Regions from separate parts of the Homo sapiens genome. Here region 1 is linked to region 2. A link is a contact called in ENCODE Hi-C or POLR2A ChIA-PET data. All regions are on one chromosome and are shown on one strand. Each heading gives the region's core, a stretch centred on a gene start or an enhancer-like site at or near the end of the contact. The rest is flanking DNA. Distances are from core to core; before and after follow the strand shown.

Region 1 (2,951 bases), core at 263-2,762, 37 kb before region 2:
ATCTGGCACATCCGTCTTGACCACATTGCCATTATGATCCAGGTAGAGGAGAGAGAGGGGCCTTCGGGCAGTAGGGACACAACAGGAGGTACTGGCAGGCCAAGGATTGTTGGCTTTGAGGAGGCTGAAGACGGCAGAATGGAAAGAGGCAGCAATGCCTGGGCTGCCAGCCAGGTGGGGAGGGCACTGCCCACTGCAGTAATTCAGCTGGTACCCCTCGGGCTGCAGTATCCAGTCCCGCCATCCCAGTTCCTGGAAGTCTACGTAATGGTCTCGCCTGCAACATAAGGGGGTCGCAGGCTCACAGGTGGGGGTCCTCCTCCTGGCCCGGCCTGCTCCAGGCTCATTGGCTCGGATCTTAAGCTCTAGGAAGGGCTGCTGGTGTCCTGCTGTGTCCAAGAGCCGCCTCGGTTGTCCAGTAACTGTGCTGTTGCCTTCTAGGGGTCTGCAGTCTAGTTGCAGTTTCAGGACACCAGACTTCTCACCCCTCAAGCCACTAGAGGGCAGAGTTAAGGTATGCCAGCCCAGGTTGGTGATGTGGTGCTCAGCCAGGAGAGTGCGGGACCCTTGGCGCCTCCTCCTTGGTCCCCATCGGAAGATCCTCAAGCAAAGAGTGCCAGGAAGGGTGGGGAGCACGTGCAGCCACAGGCGGGCATGGTACAGGTGGTGGGACCGAGGAGTGGACAGGTGAAAAGTGAGCAGGGAGCTGTAGGCTGAAGTGGAGTCTGCCCGAAAGACAGAAAAGGGAAAGAAAATGTGAGTAGAGATGAAGCTCTCCTCTGAGACTCCCCAAGCCCTGCCCACTGCTCTCCCTCGAACCTACCTCTAGAAAAGTAGAGACTGCTTTGTGTCCTCTGCAACCAGTCCCTGCCCCAGCTCCTCCTTCTCCTGCCACACCCCACTCCCTCTGCTGCTCCTGCCAGGCTCCCCTTCTGCCTCCCTTTCCCTGTCTGCTCTTTGCCTGTTGCTCTCTCCCTCACCCACCTGTGACAGTAGCAAAGCTGATGACCTCCTCCCCATTCCCTGGAGCCACACTCCCTGGCTGTAGTCTCCGGAGGGCTCTGGTCAGCGCTGCCTGGGGTGGAGGATGAGTTATTCTGGGACGACTGGTCAGGTGCAACCCATCCAGGATTTGCTGCTTGGCTAGCTCCAGCACCAGAGCTCGTTCTGCTTGGGGTGCCAGTTTGGAGCCCCCACAGGAGGGACACACAGACCCTGTCCCCTGTGCTCGCACCAGTGCCCACAGCAGCACCAGCCAGAGCTGGACATCAGGGAGCCGCATGCTCCTGGTGAATGGCCCTGGTTCAGGAGCCTCGGATGGCAGTTGCTCCGTCTGTTGAGTCTGATTGCTGGGGGCCAATGAGGGCACAGTGACAGCAGACACCACTGCCACACCTACCCTTGGCCAAGGGTACAGCCACCTGTCTTCTATTGTCTGGGACTCAGGAAGGCTGAAAGTAGATCATCTGATGGATAGCTGTGCTTGACCCTCACAGCTCATGTCTGGCTACTGACCTGGGGCCTCTTTAGAGCCAGCTGCCTGGGTCTTCCAAACCTAGTGGTCAGCCAGCCGACCTACCCTCTGAGTCCCAGGATTGGCCAGCTGTGCTGCCCATCAGGCCCCTGCAGGGGGTGGAGGTCCTCCTCCCCATCAGCTCAGGTTTCACCATCTGGCCATGGTGACTGGGCCTGAAGTAGGGGTATGGGGGTGGGGGGGTGCAATGTGGACACGCATGATGCAAGAAAGAGGATGATTTCACATGCTCAGTCCCCAAGGTCTGGGACTTGGGGGAGGGAACGCCTTATGAGCCAGGTGGGGAAGGGCAATTTTCCCTCATACCTCTAGTCTTTCTAGCTTCACCACTGCTGCAGCAGTTTCCATGAGGCAGCTGTGAGTTCCAGTGGGTATTCCTCTGGGGCCCTTAGGCCAGAAGGAAAATTCTGGTCTCTTTATTTCTAGCACTGGGGCTAGGACAGGGATGAGGGTTTGGGCGGGTAGGAGAATGGAGCCCTCTTGCTCAGGCCCAGGTGGCAGTGCCACGAGGCACAGAAGTCACCCCCTGACCCTGCCTGTGCTGGCCGCCCAGAGTCCAGTTGGCCTGGAGCATGATGTGGAGCATGATGTGGAGGAGGGCCAGAGCCGGCGGGGGTTGGGGCGGGGAACGTGTTCCTGTGATGTCTGGGGAAGCCCAGAGAGGTGGTGGTGGTGGTGATGCAATCTTACACAGGGCAGAGTCCATCAGGACTGTCAGGGGGCATGACACTTGGGAGGGCCTATACCCAGCTGCCACTTCTCTTTCAAGGGACTGTGAGAGTTGCCTAAATTTGGGGCATCCTAGAAGTAGTGCCAGGCCTCCTTTTTTTCTTACATTTTTAAAATTTAAATTTTATTTTATTTTACTGAGGTAAGGTCTCAATCTGTTGTTCAGGCTGGAGTGTAGTGGCACAATCATAGCTCACTGCAGCCTTGAATTCCTGGGCTCAGACAATCCTTCTGCCTCAGCCTCCTTAGTAGTTGGGACTACAGGTGCGCACCACCACACCTGGCTAATTTTTAAATTTCCCACAGAGACAGGGTCTCGCTATGTTGCCCAGGCTGGTCTTGAACTCCTGGGCTCAAGCAATCCACTTGCCTCAGCCTCCTAAAGTGCTGAGGTTACAGGCGTGAGCCACCGCACCACCCTTCAGGCCTGTTAATGGGGGTAGAAAATGGGAGCTCTAAGAGCTTTTGACAACAAAGCAAGGCAAATACAGCAGTCTTGGTTCCCAGTCTCAGCCCTCCTGACCACATTTTCTCACTGTCTTTATTTTATTTTATTTTATTTTATTTTTTGAGGCTGAGTCTCGCTCTGTCGCCCAGGCTGGAGTGCAGTGGCACAATCTCGGCTCACTGCAAGCTCCACCTCCCGGGTTCACACCATTCTTCTGCCTCAGCCTCCCGAGTCGCTGGG
Region 2 (3,360 bases), core at 546-3,045:
CCATGATAACAGAATGAAGTTCTTGAGCCTGCAGAGAAGATGCAATCTAAAGTAGGGGTAGAATTATTATCCCCTTCATTAAGAGAAGGAAAAGGTCAGGAAAGGGGTGGGGAGAAATGTTTGGTATCTAAACAAAGGAATTTGAGAGAGTTTCTGCCTTATGACCTTTATATTACTTGTGATGTAGGAGACTTATTTTTTTGGGTCAGGGAGCTGATGTCTTAGCGTAAGGCAGGTTGGTTGAATAGGGGCCTTGAGAAGAGAGGCAAGTTCGAATAGCTGTTGAGAGAGTGGGAGAGATAGCTGCTGAGGGTACTTGTATGGCTAGGCAGGCAAAGATATCATGGGGTAGTGTAAAGGTGGGGGAGCATTTCAAGCAGATACAATAGCCTGGGCAAAGACCTAGAGGTATTAAAGAATATGGTATGAGGCTGGGCACGGTGGCTTACACCTGTAATCCTAGTGCCTTGGGAGGTCAAGGCGGGAGAATTACATCATGTCAGGAGTTTGAAAGCAATCTGGGCAACATTGTGAGACACCCACCTCTACCAGAAGTTAAAGCAATTAGCTGGATGTGGTGGCATGCACCTTTTATCCCAGCTACTTGAGAGATAGGTGGGAGGATCACTTGAGCCCAGGAGTTTGAGGTTGCAGTGAGCTATGATTGCACCACTGTACCCCAGGCTGGTCAACAGAGTGAGACCCTGTCTCTAAAAAAAAAAAAAGATGGCCAGATACAGTGGCTCATGCCTGTAATCTCAGCACTTTGGGAGGCTGAGGCGGGCAGATCATGAGATCAGGAGTTCAAGACCAGCCTGGCCAACCTGATAAAACCCTGTCTCAACTAAAAATACAAAAAATTAGCCAGGCATGGTGGCACTTGCCTGTAATCGTAGGTGCTGGGGAGGCTGAGGCACAAGAATCTCTTGAACCCTGGAGGCGGAGGTTGCAGTGAGCCGAGATCACTCCACTGTACTCCAGCTTGGGTGACAGAGCAAGAATCCGTATCAAAAAAAAAAAAAAAAAGGAAAGGAGAATATGGATGGTATATATGGGGCAGTATTTTGAATGACTGAAGAGAAAGATATATTTAGGGCCTGATTTTATGGTGGGCTTTACAAGCTATATTAAGAAATTTGGCATATGAGACAAAGGTGAACTGAAGATTTTTAATCAGAGAAATGAAATGATTATTTTGTATTTTACAAAGGAAACTGGCAGCAATTTGAAGAAATACTTATACTGGATTTAGAGTAGAGGGAGTGACACTGGTTAGGAGGCTATTGTAGTCTATATAAGAGATACTGAGGCCGAGTGCAGTGACTCATGCCTGTTATCCCAGGACTTTGGGAGGTTAAGGCGGGCAGATCACCTGAAGTCAGAGTTTGAGATCACTATGGCCAATATGGTGAAACCCCATCTCTACCAAAAATACACACAAAAAATTAGCTGGGCGTGGTGGTGGGTGCCTGTAATCCCAGCTACTGGGGAGGCTGAGGCAGGAGAATCACTTGAACCGGGGAGACAGAGGTTGCGGTGAGCTGAGATCGCACCACTGTACTCCAGCCTGGACGACAGAGACTCCATTTACAAAAAAAAAAAAAAAGAAGATATCAAAGTCAGGGTAGCCTAGAGTATGCTGGGTAAAAAACAGTCTCCATATCTCAGTAGCTTGAAACAATTAGTTTCCTTTCCACTGTCACTACATGTCCATCAAAGATAGGCTAAAGACTTTTAGTTGTACAAGGACAAAGACCAACGGCAGCCTGCGCAACCACCGTTGGGAATATTGCCAGTTGCTCTGCTGAAGGCAAAAGAAAGCTCTGGAGGCCTTGCCCCGTTAACTAAATGTTCTGCGCAGAAGTAATGAGAATAGAGGAGAGGAATCAGAGCTGAAAAGAGCAGATGAATGTGAGATGGTTCCAGAATTTGGAGATTGTTTAAATGTGGGAAGAGGGGAGGAATTGTGGATGGATGACGCTCAGGTTTGTGTCTTGGGCAAACTGGGTGGTGTTGCTTACTGAGATAAGAAAAGGGTAGGTTTGGGATTAGAGGAAATGTTGGTAGAGAGTTCACTTTTGGAAATGTCTAGCAGCTAGTTGTCTAAATGGATCTGGAGTGCTAGAGAGAGGCAGGGGTATTTAGATTTGGAAGTAGTCTCCACAAGAAGGTTTAATCTGTGATAGGGAACAGGGTTACTCAGGGCAAACTTAAGAAAGTGATAGGAGAGTTGACATCGAGCCCCAGGAAATACCAGAATTTTAGGAACACTCCTGGCCTGATAGCATTGGATTTTAATGTTAAGATTGACATTTTTGGGACCAAGGTAGCCTATGCCCATTCCTGACAGATAACCCAGTAATATTTTGAGGAAGGAGCAAACATAAGCTGGTAAGCTACATTTCCCATCACGTGCTATATTCTTTAGAGAATGTTAGTTCTCACTTACTTGTGCCAGTGGAGGACTGTTATTGGTCCTTGGATGGAATGCATTATAATTCTTTGATTTTGGATATATTTGGCAAAAATTTTGACAGTGACCTGTAAGTTGCCAAGACATACAAAAAAAGAACAAATAATGTGATAATGTCATGGGAGTATAGTAACAAATTATACATATTAGATCATTTAATCCTCAGAATAATAATCCTCATGGAATAGTATTGTATTATTCCCATTTCACAGTGAGGCTTAGGGAAGTTAGGTTAGATTATATGACCATCATCATGTGGCCAGGATATAAACCCAGTTTCATGTGGAAGTCTCTCTCTTTTTTTTTTTTTTTTGAAATGGAATTTTGCCCCGTAGCCCAGGCTGGAGTGCAGTGGCGGGATTTCTACTCACTGCAACATCCGGTTCCTGGGCTCAATCGATTCTCCTGCCTCAGCCTCCCAAGTAGCTGGGATTACAGGCCTAATTTTGTATTTTTAGTAGAGATGGGGATTTACCATGTTGGTCAGGCTGGTCTCAAACTCTTGACCTAAGGTGATCCACCCACCTTGGCCTCCCAAAGTGCTGGGATTACCTAGGCTTTTTTTGTTTTTGTTGTTGTTGAGACAGAGTCTCATTCTGTCGCCCAGGCTGGAGTGCAGTGGTGGGATCTCGGCTCACTGCAACCTCCGCCTCCTGGGTTCAAGCAATTCTCTTGTCTCAGCCTGCCTCAGCTTCCTGAGTAGCTGGGACTACAGGTGCCCGCCACCACGCCTGGCTAATTTGTATTTTTAGTAGAGATGGGGTTTCACCATGTTGGCCAGGCTGGTCTTGATCTCCTGACCTCATGACCTGCCCTCCTTGGCCTCCCAAAGTGCTGGGATTACAAGTGTGAGTCACCATGCCCAGCTGGCTTTTTTTTGTGGGGCG

What was found. Hi-C counts contacts between places; a loop is a spot of excess contacts on that map. ChIA-PET counts read pairs that join two places held with the same protein, here RNA polymerase II (POLR2A). Pooled maps may share reads with other maps.
Region 1: a loop to region 2 is called in a map of gastrocnemius medialis, with 2.4 times the contacts of the local background. The contact joins the promoter of INHBE here to the enhancer-like site in region 2. A Hi-C loop is called at or near these places in 2 of 168 maps with a recorded cell type or tissue (CD4-positive, alpha-beta T cell and gastrocnemius medialis), 1 of 37 single-sample maps with no recorded cell type and 2 of 50 pooled maps. POLR2A ChIA-PET finds 5 or more read pairs at or near these places in 19 of 52 experiments (A549, AG04450, CD4-positive, alpha-beta memory T cell and 12 more).

What each region holds. Positions count from the first base shown.
Region 1 is chr12:57,453,868-57,456,818 of GRCh38, reverse strand. INHBE (inhibin subunit beta E) reads right to left here and starts at 1,512. Exons shown (of 2, transcript NM_031479.5): 1 at 985-1,512; 2 at 1-725. The coding sequence starts at 1,282. RefSeq lists an enhancer at 1,539-1,833.
Region 2 is chr12:57,416,811-57,420,170 of GRCh38, reverse strand. All of the region lies in intron 1 of R3HDM2 (R3H domain containing 2), which reads left to right. Among named protein-coding and RNA genes, the nearest start is that of R3HDM2, 13 kb to the left of the region's middle. Within about 2 kb of position 1,795, at least 4 of the 41 ENCODE cell types and tissues checked have a DNase peak (open chromatin) inside an H3K27ac peak, as active enhancers do.